Regions from separate parts of the Mus musculus genome. Here region 1 is linked to region 2. The links are chromatin contacts, found by Hi-C in ENCODE. All regions are on one chromosome and are shown on one strand. Each heading gives the region's core, a stretch centred on a gene start or an enhancer-like site at or near the end of the contact. The rest is flanking DNA. Distances are from core to core; before and after follow the strand shown.

Region 1 (6,167 bases), core at 1,076-3,575, 3.6 Mb before region 2:
ACAGTTTAAATCTGAGCTCCATGTTTGAGAGAACACTCTGTGATGGTTTTGACTAGCTTTCCCTGGCAAATTCTTTACCTTGAAGTCTCCACTCAAATGCTGCCCCCCTCTATGAAGCCTTCCTCGAACTTGGAAGATCTTTTGCCCAAGGATACCCACAGTGTGTCCCATATTATTGCAAGGGCGAATGCCACTGATGGCTGACTGTAAGCCACAGAGCTACTTTAAACACTCAGAACATTGACTTGGGGGTCTTAAAACGACTACTGGGAATCAAAGTTGATCTGATTCTATATATGAGAAGATGAATCCAGAATGGAAACATCCACCAAGGCCACACAGGGACAGAGTATGGATTCAGGCATTTAGCTGCAGCGCACACTTTATAGACTTTAAAGCACTTAAATTACAGCAGAATGGTTGACCAGCATCGTAGATCCCAGACTTTGAGTGAACGTCCTGAATGAGGCCTGGTAAAGGGTGTTAAGTGGGCACATGGTGATAAATAAAACGAAGATTAAATAAAAACTCCAAAAGGCTGGAAAGCTGGCTCCATGGTTAACAGCAGGACTCACTCTTCTTGCTGGAAGAGGACCTGGGTTCATTTCCCAGAACCCATATGGCTGTTCCCAACTGTCTATTATTTCAGTTTCAGGGACTCTGACACTCTCTTCTGACTCTGGGGTTATCAGACATGCAAATGATACACACATATATATGCATGCAAAATACTCATACACATAGAGTCTTGAAACACACACACACACACACACACACACACACACCCCAAAGCAGGAACTCTAGTTTTAATTGCCCTGGGGGAAGGGATGGGCCCAGGGCCACATAGATGCAAACAAGCAAACAAACCGAAAATAGAGAGGGCCTGAAGAAGGCAGTTGCAGACTTGAGGGCAAGGTGACAGGCAGGTCACAGGAACAGAGTCAAAAATCTTGATACAAATGTGTGTTCTGTTTTAGGGCCTTCGACATTCACAGGCTGAGAAGGTGGGGAATTCAGTAGTTCTTTCCTGGTGGTGGTGGTGGCAGGGCTAGGGGTGGAGAAGAGGGAGGAGAGGTTAGTCTCATATAATTCGTAGCAATTGCATATAACCTATTCTTTACTTCATCTCTGGATTGCTTGCAACACCTAACACACAGTGTAAGTGCCGTGCTAATAGTCGGTCTCTGTTGTATATAGTTCAGAGTACGCCGATGGTTTCCATGTTTAGAACAGAAGCAGCCATCCTAGTCGTAAACACGCTAACCATGTCAGCAACTAGATAGCATCTTGATCAGTGGTGAGAGCTGACTGTACAGGAATCTGGACTCAGCCATGTGTCAAGTAGCCTGTGGATAAGACTCCCCAGAGGAGAATGAGAGGCAGGCAGAAGAGAAAGAACTCACCGAAGTGTCAATAATGTCATTGCACCCTCTTGTGTTGGTGTCCCAAACAGGACTTAGCACAGCAGGTACTACACACAGGTCTGTTAAGGGGAGGATTAATGAATGAACGAATGCCTCGATGATGGTTGGCAGGATTATGCCCCCTCTTTTCTAAGGCCCCGTCTCCCACCATAAAATGGTACTAGCGAGGTGGTTGGTAAGTGGGCGGCAGCAACTACCCGCGCCTGGGCAAAGACGGCCGGCCTGCGCAAGCGCGTTCGCTGGAGGGTAAAAGTCGTTCGGTCTGCGAGGACAGTGACCGCCTTCCTTAGCGGTCCCTCTAGAGCGCCTACGGTGCGCTGGGTAGGAGACGGCACGAGGAGGGAAATGGGTTCTATGTCTAGAGTCGGGCTAACGCTAGGAGGAAGCCAGCGGATCTTGGAGGTGAGAAGACCGCGGTGGCGCAGGGCTCGGCCATCGCCTCTAGGAGACGCCCCTCCGGGATAGGGATGAGAAGGAGAACGCTTTGGAGAGAGAAGCCTGAGAATCCTACAGGCTGGTGTTTTTCATCTGGGACATTCCGGAGTCCAGGAGAGAGCAGGTGAGAGTACACAAAGGGTCCTCACGCTTAAGCTGGCAGAATGACCGGCACACCCTGCATGGTACTGAGGACCAGAGCAGCGCCAACGGGCTGGCAAGTGGTGAGGTGCCAGGGTCCAGTCCTCTCCATAGAGGGCTGGTGCCAAGCACTGAAATCTGCAAACGCCTCACTCTGCCGCGGGGTGGCAGAGTCCTGGGACAGACACTCCCCACAGACCCCGAGGGGTGGCTCCGCCCCAGGACCGCAGGGAGGCCTGGCAATGGGGGGCGGAGTTGTAGCCGCCCCCAATCCGGTGGGACCGCGCGTCCCCCTTTTAAGCTCGTGAAGCTTCTAGCTGCCTCGCAATCTTTTCTCCCTCCAGTCAGTCTCCCTTTCACGCGATGGATTCGGCGAAGACTTGTGTGACCAAGTTCAAGTCCTTTGCGATTTTGCTCTTCACCCCGATCCTGATGCTTCCACTCGTCATTCTGATACCTGACAAGGTCAGTTGCGTGTCTGGGCAGCCTGGCGGAATCCGGGTGCCCAGTGCAATAACGGGCACGGAACCCGGGAACGCTGAGCTGGAACGCATAGATTCCTCCGTGGGGACGAGCTCCCCTGGGACGCGTGCTCAGACGCTCCAGGCACCAGATAGGAGGTGCTCTGCAAAGAATCCGAGGGACGCACAGACCCTAAGGTGAACACGTCCTAGAGTGCACCGATTTCAGGGCGCAAGAGCCGTCCGGGCAAACACGGAAACCTGGACGTTAGAACAGATCTGAACCACACAGACCCCTCGACAGGCTTAGCCTCTGACTCAAAATCTCCTCCCAGAGTGCACAACCAACGCTAGTCCAGCTCAAAGATAATGCTCGAGCTAGTAGAGACTCTGAAGGCTGGGCTTTCTTTCCCTCTGTGCCTCTTCTCTAGGAAAGAGAGATTTCCTAGCTGTAGATGCCTTCAGGCAGGGAACTACAGGAACAGAGTGGATCATGCCTTTGCCATAATCTGGCCTTGATATTTGAAGCTCAGGTTCCCCATCTATGATCTATATTTCTTTCTAGCTCGGAAGCCAAGGAAGCCACTCTCGAGTTCAAATCCTGCTGCAGCCTGAAAGGCAGGTCGGGCACTGCCCACCGCCTGCTGAGGCAGTCAGTGTGAGGAGGCAGGACGTATTCCCAGAGCTCACGCCTTGGGTGGCATGGCTCTCGGTTGCTGGGGAAGCTGAGTCCCATTCCCTGGCCTCCTGGTGCTCCTGGGAGGAAGGGAGAGAATGAATGGCCTTGGCTGCAGAGCAGAGGAGGGCGGGAGCGCTGGCCCCGGCTCTGTCAGGCTGTGTGCAGCCAGTTTGGCGAGGCCAGGGCTCTTTGAAGCCTTATGTGGCTACCCTTTCACTCTCAGCCCAGACAGGAAACCTTGCTCGGATCCTGCTTCCCCTCCACAGGCAGGTTTGAGAAACAGTGGCTCTCTTCAGGGAAGGTTTTGAGAGGAGAGGGGTGTCCCCTGGTGGGCTTCTAGTCATTTCACATTGTGCCTTTCAGCAAGACCCTTTGCTCTCCGGGCCCCGGGTGCTTTGATGGGTACAATGGGGTGACTGGATTCTGGGAGTAAAAGGGGATCATTCCGGCTCCTAGGATTGGGGCGCGGGGGGGGGGGCAGAGGAAACATACTGAGCAGAGGCTCCACATGGGCCAAGGAGAGCAGAGCAACTGTGCGGACTCATCCGCTGCCACTCTGTTAGCGAGCATCCAGAGATTCGGGGCCATTCCCGTCTGTGGGAGGCATCCAGGTTAGGAAGCTGTGATTTTAGCTCTGCTGGCGGGGAGTGATGTTCCTTGGAATAATTATAGTTGCTTGCTTGACCTTTCTGGTAGAGGACAGTGTAACCAGGATCCCACTTTATCCCTGGCTCATGCATGTGTATGCGCACGTGTGCACACCCCCCCCCCCCCAACACACACACATACACTCAGAGAGAGACAGAGACAGAGACAGACAGACAGGTAGGCAGGCAGAGGGGGAATATAAATATCAGTGAGTTAGGTTCCCAACCGGGTGTATTAATACATCTATATGCCCTGGGACTGAAAATTTAGGGACTGGGAGGCCATTTTGGAGGTTCTTCCAAAAGGCAGTCTTCCTGTACCTTCTCTCCAAGTGGCTTGGTGCCTGGGAGCCTGGGTCTTTGGCTCCCTATTTTTGCCCTCTGTCCCTCTTTTTGCTCACCACCAAAGACCACCCTGTTCCCATTCACCATGCCCTTCATTGGGCAAGAAAACCCAGAGATACAGAACACTCCAGGACAGAGAGAGAGAGAGAGAGAGAGAGAGAGAGAGAGAGAGAGTCAGACTGTCCCCAGGGGCATCCTGACCATCACTGTCCCTACAGGATGATGGTCCCCAGCACACACTGCCCTCTGTGCTCCATGGCCCCTCTTCAGGCTTTCATATTCTCTTCCACCTTGCTTGCTTCCTGGCCTCCCCTCTGATCCACTTTTTCTCTGAGCCTTCCTCTGCTTCTAAAACCCATTTTAATAAAACCAGTGACAACTTTAATCATGTTACCTTGTTAATCTTGTAAGAAATCCTTATTTTCAGAAGTCTAAAGTATCAAGTAAAATAAGGTACCCTCATTGCCTTATTATTAATGTTTTAGTGGACAGATAGACAGTTCTCCAAATACCAGTCACACACACACACACACACACACACACACACACACACACACACACACTGGGGAGTACAGAGGGACAGGGGAGAGTTTTGCTTACCCCATTTTCATTCTGTAGCACGAACCATATAAGGGTATTTTACTCAACACTGGTCTATATTTCTAGTTGTGACTCTATCAGATTGTATCATAGAATGATGTCATAGCCACATCACTCTGCCTTAGTTGACCATAATGATGCCACCTAAGGCTTAGAACATGCCCCTTGCAGACCAGTGTGTGAGTGTCCTTAGATGAACTCTCAACCCTGGCTGATTACACTGTGCACATCTATGTGCACCGCCTTTCAACTGCGGTGCCTGCTCCCATCTCAGCTCCCAGTTGCTTTTCCAGACACCTTCTCAGTACCAGGGAAGTGCAGTAAGTATTATTTGTATGTGTGTGAGCTTGCACATTTGGAGGCTAGAGATCAACATCAGGCACAGTTTCCTCAGCTGCCATCCAGCTGTTTGTTGAGACAGGCTCTCTCAGTGGCCTGGATCTGGCCACACAAGCTGGGCTGGCCTGTCTCCACATTCTTGGAGCTGGTACAAGTGTGTGCCACAGAACCTGGTGTTTTCCTTTGTTCTAGGGATCAAGTGCAGGTCCCCATGCTTACAGAGTAAGACGTTCCTGATTGAGCTCTCTCTCCAGTTCCCTCCCCAGACTTTCCCAACATCCCATTCCTACTCTGCACTCTCCATGGGCACGGTGGGAGTTTGTATTAGGAAGGGTCTAGTATGTTAATTGATTCATTAGGACTGAGACATCTCCTGGGCTTCCTGCTGGTGGGTGGAAATGAGGAGTCAGTTAGCCTAGTGGTCCATCTTCTCCCGGGGTGGGTGAGTGGGGTGCCCTAGGGCATTTACTGTCCGAGTTCTGAGAATAAAGGTTATTAAGGAGTTTCTGGGTGTCACACATTCTGTATGGCCCCTCTGAAGTCATCAGTTTAGTGATAAGGATGGGAAAAGAAGAACTGAGATTGGGAGTGGAAGAGACTCCTTAATGACATTGTTTAGAATTGCTATTACATGGTGGTAGACACAGGCTGACTTTTAGCATCATTACTTAAAATTTCCCTACAGCATACTTCTTTATTATCTGTGCCCCAAAGGAATCCCCTCTACCACCCATCCCTGGAGCTCACCCCAATGGCTTTCAACTGCTATTCATCCTATAGGAGATAAAGAGAAAGCTCACCTTTGCTCTCTAGTCATAGACTAATAAATGAAGGGGGATCTACAGGTTCATTATCCACAGGAAATGGTTCCTTCCCCATAAGCCATAGTGACTCCAAAGCTCACATACCCTGTTCCAAAGGGGTGGGGAACCTTGGGACTGTAGACATGTTTGGGGGGGAATATGAAATGGTTTTTAGGATAATCTAATGAGGTTAAAGAGACAAACAGTGGCCAGAGACAAAGTCCACTGGGTCTCACAGAATAGACAATGAAATGGTGCCTAAAATGGAGGGCAGTGACATTTGACAATTGTTT
Region 2 (5,940 bases), core at 2,790-5,289:
TGGATGTGGAAACATGCTTAAATTTGGTAGGCAGCTATAAACTAGAGTGATTTATTTAGCAAGTAGGTAAAGTACATTATGGTGTTTTGGAGGGAAGGGTATTTTATCAAATGGGGGCATTTAAAATTTATTGGTACATGTTTACTATGCTGAAATACTATTAACGTGGAAAAAACCTCATCAATTATGAAATTTCATAATTACCACATGTTCCTAGTTTTGTGGGAGAAAGATAATACACACACACCTTTTTGGCTTTTGAGTCCCAGGCAGCTGCCTTAGAAGTCAGTGTGTAGGTGAGGCTGGTTTTGAACTCCTAAAGTTTCTATTTCCACCTCCCAAATTCTAAGATGGCAGCTGTGTGCCCCCATGCCCAACTTCATCTATTTTTTAAATGGAGTCAATTCTTTGGGTCTAAGAGTTGAGTAGTAGATTACAAATTATTTGTATTTTTAATACATCCACATTTTTGCACTAAACCCTATGGGGACAGTTACCTGTTCCTCGCTGTGTGGTGTTGGTCAGTTAGCCTGGTCCCTGGTACAGGGCAAAGAATCCAGACCTACCTGATATAAATGGCCCCCATCTTTATAATTCACTTCAACTTCCCACAACCAAAAGCCTTCCCTCCTGACCCAAATGCTACCCTTTCACGCCTTCTTTCCAGGTCAGTCTGGCAATTCAATCCTTCCTTCTCCTAACTCTCCTTGCTGCCCGCCCTTCTGGCCAACTCCTCGACCTACCTAGCAGGGCACCACAAGGCTTACTTAGCAGGTAGGTTGTGCTCCTGGAGCTGCTTAATTCATAGAGTTCATAAGGTCAGTAAAGATGTTTTCCTTAGTTTCTCTGCTTGTTTGCCAAGTACATTGTATTTTTTCACTCCACTGCACATTTGGTATTAGATCTGATTTTACAATGGTATTTAACATGTACCACTTGCAAATATTTTGCCTTGCTGAAAGGGTAATACCACAGTTTTTTTTAAAACAAATAATCTTGTTATACATCCCTAATTACATCCAGAAACTGTTCTATATATATGCATGTATATCAAGGTCTTAATCTGCACAAGAGGGGCACAAGATAGCTTCCATTAATAACTCTGTTTTACAAATGAAGAATTCTGAAAATAGACAAATAACTTGCCCAAGGTCACACAGCAGAGGTCACAAGTAGCAGAGGTGGTCCTCCTAAGCCCAGAGACCAAGCTAAAACAACAAAAGTGGACTGGTAAGGGAAGAAATTTCAGAGGACAGGTAGTATCCATACCATGCTATCAAATTTAAATAGCCTGTCTATCAATAACGAGTTAAAGATTATAGGTTTAGTCAATGGGCACATTAGTACAGTCTGGCAAAGACTTTATACTTTGAAGGAGAATGCCTACATTTAAGAAAGAAGTGGGGGGGGGGGGAAGGAATGTCTGTAATAGACAGACATGCAGAAGGTCTGGAAGTGCTGGTGCCACCGAAATAACTAGTCATAATTAAATCATTAATCAGTGTCTATATGAATTTGCCTCCTATAGAGCTAAAGTTCCCATCCCTTACATAGGCTGTAGAGGACCACCCCTGGGACATCCACCCAGGTCATTTTTTACTTCCAATGAAATGCCCCCTAGCAAAATTCTCAGCTGCCTCCCAACACCCAAGGTAGGTGTGGGCAGATGAAAACAATTCAATTTTATGACCAACGAATATAGAAAAGCAAACGAAATAGTGACAAATTATCCATCTTAGAGGATGCTTCCAAAACGGATGAACTAAATGAGAACTGCCCCAGTCTGTGAAATTGCTATCTACCACCGAGGCCACTGGCATTACAGGACTGCACACATCTCTCCATTTATCAAAATTCTACTTAACCAAACAATCACTAATGCAAAAAGCAAGATTGCTATGAAGCCCTGCACTAGCTTCCATTAGTAAAATACTTCCAAAACTTGGATCTCAAAGCAGGGATTTAATTTCTCATGTGTGATAACAATGTACATCAAACGCTGAAGGGGAGAGTCTTTCACCCTACAACGTGCCCTTCAAATTCTCCTCCATCTCCCTCTCTATCCAGTCTCTTCATTGTCATGATTTCCCTACGGAGCCCCAATACATAGCCCAGCACTCACAGGTCACCTCCTTTTGCCGCAAAAGCGTGTGGTATATCACACAATTGCACCATATGCTTTCTGCCGATAAGGACGGGAAGAACGGAATTTAAGATGCAGAAGTAAAGAGATACATAAAATGGCCACTTTTCCAAAACCGGAGACAGACAGGGCATACTTAAACATCAAATGCACGGGGCTACAAGAATAGTTAATTGAGGCAGATTAATATAGGAGATGGAACAATGAATAGATTATAAAGTTTTCCAGAGTCAGATACTATCAGGAATAATTAAACCTCACCCAAACCATCCTTAGTTTCAATGTTTGAAAAAAATAAAATCAAAATCTTAGCATAGCTAAAGTATTATATTTAGTATTATTTTATTCAGCAAAAACAGCAGTCTTTGTTCCATCCGCAGTCTGGATCTACTCCGCCTGCTTTTCCCTTACCCCACCCCAATCTACCCCACCCCCTTCCATCCACCGCAGTGATCTTGAAGAGAGCTGCAGAGGCCCCAAGAAACAAGAGATAACGGTCGTAGGCAGAGACCCCGTTACCCAAACCTCACCAGTTCAGGTCAGACGCACCGACTGGCCACCTCCTAAGGCCCCAGTTCCCAGAGAGGCCTGACTGGGGGCCTCTCGGGTCCCTGGGCCGCATCCGCCCACCAAAGGCCCACAAAGCCCCGCCAACGCCAAGGACTCCACAGCTTCAACTTCCCTCCGACCCAAATCCACTTCGATTTTATAGGATCAGAGTATGACACCCTAACTACAGAAGGCTAGGGAGAGATTCTGCGGCGAGCCATTACCAGATCACTTACACAATAAAGCGATCCAGAGGCGACGGCTGACCCTCCCCCCGGCCGCTCCGCTACAACGCGCCCGGGCCACATTTCCCGCCTCGTTCTCCCCAACGGCCCAGGCCTCGCCCGGTGTCCACCTCCCGGTCCACCACGGTCCCCAGCGAGCGTGGCATGAGGTCTAGCTCCAGCCCTCCTTCCCGAGACCAGCTCTGGAGCCTCTCATCCGTCGCATGCTCCCAAGACCATGCAGTTTCAGGCCACTGGTCCCTAAACCGCACAGATCCAGGGTCCGCCTTCTGAGTCTTCGGAGAACCTTTCAGTCGCACCCGGGGAAATCTAACTCCACCTAACCCACGGTGCAACCCACCCAGGGTCCCCTTTCCTTCCTGGGCCCCCAGCACCAAGATCACATCCCAGGACTCAGTCCTCTCCTAAAAGGAGATAGACACGCCGGGCGCCTCCGGCCTCTTATTAGGGCACTCACCTCCCAACCCCACGCTTCCAGGGATCCAATGCAACCAGGAGTTGGTCCCTACATCCCCATCCCCAGATCTCCATTCTCATCCCTTTCAAGAGTCGTCCTCACGTATGACCTGGCCCTGATCCATGAAGAGGTCTCATTCTCAAGGACCCCATTTCCCACCCCTCCAGGGGTCTCTTCATCTCCATACACTGGGGTCTCGTCATCTCCACAAGCTCCGCTCTCCACTGCCCAGTCTCCCTTTCCCAGCTCCCGCCTGGGCTCCGTCTCTGTGCTCCAGGCTCGCCCAGTTCCCCAGCCCCGGTTCCTCCCCTCCTGTTCCCTCAACCGTCCCCACTCCCGGAACGCCGCACTCGGACCCGGGCAACTGCTCGTCTCACCTTCAGCCGAAGATGGTGGCGCCGGCACACGTCCCCAGCAGCGACCACAGATCCAGCGTCTCAATTCCAAACCCACCGCTGCCTCCGCCGGGCTCCTTTAGCACTGCTGCTCGCGCCTGCCCCACCCACTCCCACCCTCATTGGGCCATCTCCACGCCCATCACTGCCGCCCCCAGACCCACTGGTCGGTTTGCGCGCCCATCTCCCAGGAAAGACGTTAGCAACCCGAACGAAGCTACCTTCCCAAGTCCCGCTCCCTCCACCCACCTGGAATGATGCTCATTGGCTCCCGCTCCCGACCTAGACCCACAGACTCCCAATCTCATAGGCTGCTACTCACGCCTGTCAGAGACTCCGGGAGGTGCGGCCGGGGCAGTGGCGGGTGATTGGCTGACTCTGGAGGGAGATGGACAGCTGAAACTAGGAGCCTGGCGATCCCGCGAGGCAGAGATCGCCGATCTTGTTGGGGTGTGCGCGCTGCGCTAGTCAGGGCTGGGTGGACAGTGGGGCAGGTGTACCGCAGCACAAGTCACCAGCTCCCACTGGTCACGTCTCTCTATTGCGTCGGGCCGCCGCTGCAACCCACTCGAGCGTTCTGCGGCCCGTAGGCTTGCCGCAGCCACTGGGTCCCTCAGCGGGACCGGCTTTCGCCGAGGAATCGCCAGCTCCCGGAGCTGCCTGCAGGGGCGGGGCCGGAGCGCGGTCCTGAGGCCTGACGTCACCCTGGAGCTTCAGTGGGTGGGAGCCGCTGCTTGCGGCTCACCTGCAGTGGGGGAGGGGAGCCTCTCGGGCTGGGCGCTAAAGCTCTGTCCTGACCGGGCTGCAACCCTGTGGCGGCCGGAGTCCCCCCTTACTGATGCTTCCTTCCTCTCGTGACCCGCCGCAGTTGGATGTTTGCTTGCTCTGCCTCTTAGGCAGGGCTGAGATTCCAAAAATACGAGAAGCAAACGGGCCTGGCAGAGAAGACCAGAGAGCGACTTCATTTGTTCACTCACTCATTCATTCCAGCTCTCTATGGAAGAGGAACTGGGTAGGGCTTGCAGGATTCCTGTGCTGTTGTCATAGCCCCTAGGGCTAAAGAACCAGTGGTTCAAGTGCCTTAGAAAGGTTCATGGACCTCAGGTGGGAGTGGGCTTCCAAAATAAGGAAACTGGAAAATTGAAGTTAAAAAAAAAATGTAATGAAATGTCTGCAGAATCTAGTCAACTCTTAATTATACATGTATAAATATAATAAAGTAAAAAAATCACAAGAGCCAAATGGATTATTGTTCTTATAAAAAGATAAATATAAAATACTTTATTTTAAAACTGCCTCAGGATTTTATGTATTTAGTATTGTATATATGTGTGTGTTTTAATGGATACTTTGTAAATGCCTGAGAAACTTCTAGACTGATTTTTTTTTTTAAAGTGAGAAAAAAAATGAAAACAAGGCAGGAAGTGATAAGAAAGGGTTGGTGGAATTCAGAGAAATCTCCAAGGCAGCTGAATGCAGAGCCCTTCCGGGGGAAGTGAGAATTCTTTGTCCTTTGTCCAGGTGCATCTGGTCTCCAACCCCACATGCCCACTAGGGTGGCTGCCCCCTTCCAGGTGTCTTGTGACTTTGGCACTACATGAAGAGTTCTATCCTTGTGAAGTCTACCGAGGAAGTATAAGTTAGTATAACGTGTCAATGATAGCCCTCTTATAAACGTTTCCGGATTTAGAAAAGACTCAGCCATCTCAAAGGCATGACTCTAAGCTTTGTTACCCAATGAAGTCATTTCTAAATGCTATATTCCATGCTCAGAGCATCCATACAAACGGCTCAAATAAGCCATCAGATCCGTGGTTTCTCATAATTTGAAACCTCATAATTTTACAACAAACTCAGGGGACCATTAGAGAGAGAGAACAAGAAGTTCACCAGAACTAAAACTCACACGGACATTTGTCTTGATGAGAACTCAATAGCAAACTGTCCCCAAGCGCATTTCTAGCTCTGGGGTCTCTTCCAGGTTTTCATCCGCCAGTTATCTCCCATCCAAGTACCCATCGGGCCTGGTCCCACTTTTCTTCTGGGATCAAACAGGATCTGCAGAGTAAAATGTCCATACATGTCTGCCTGGATGGGAGGAGAATTAAAAGAGTAACAGGCTCCAAGTCTCTCTCCTGCCCACCCATGCTT

Evidence for each region. A loop is a pair of places that touch in the nucleus more often than their neighbours do.
Region 1: a loop to region 2 is called in a map of T-helper 17 cell, with 4 times the contacts of the local background. The contact joins the promoter of Slc13a5 here to the promoter of Myh10 in region 2. A Hi-C loop is called at or near these places in 4 of 37 maps with a recorded cell type or tissue (T-helper 1 cell, T-helper 17 cell and regulatory T cell).

What each region holds. Positions count from the first base shown.
Region 1 is chr11:72,262,762-72,268,928 of GRCm38, reverse strand. Slc13a5 (solute carrier family 13 (sodium-dependent citrate transporter), member 5) reads left to right here and starts at 2,325. Exons shown (of 12, transcript NM_001004148.4): 1 at 2,325-2,465. The coding sequence starts at 2,364. 1700051A21Rik (RIKEN cDNA 1700051A21 gene) reads right to left here and starts at 2,085. Exons shown (of 2, transcript NR_045922.1): 1 at 1,404-2,085; 2 at 373-1,048.
Region 2 is chr11:68,690,014-68,695,953 of GRCm38, reverse strand. It overlaps Myh10 (myosin, heavy polypeptide 10, non-muscle), which reads right to left and starts at 4,039. Exons shown (of 41, transcript NM_175260.2): 1 at 3,772-4,039.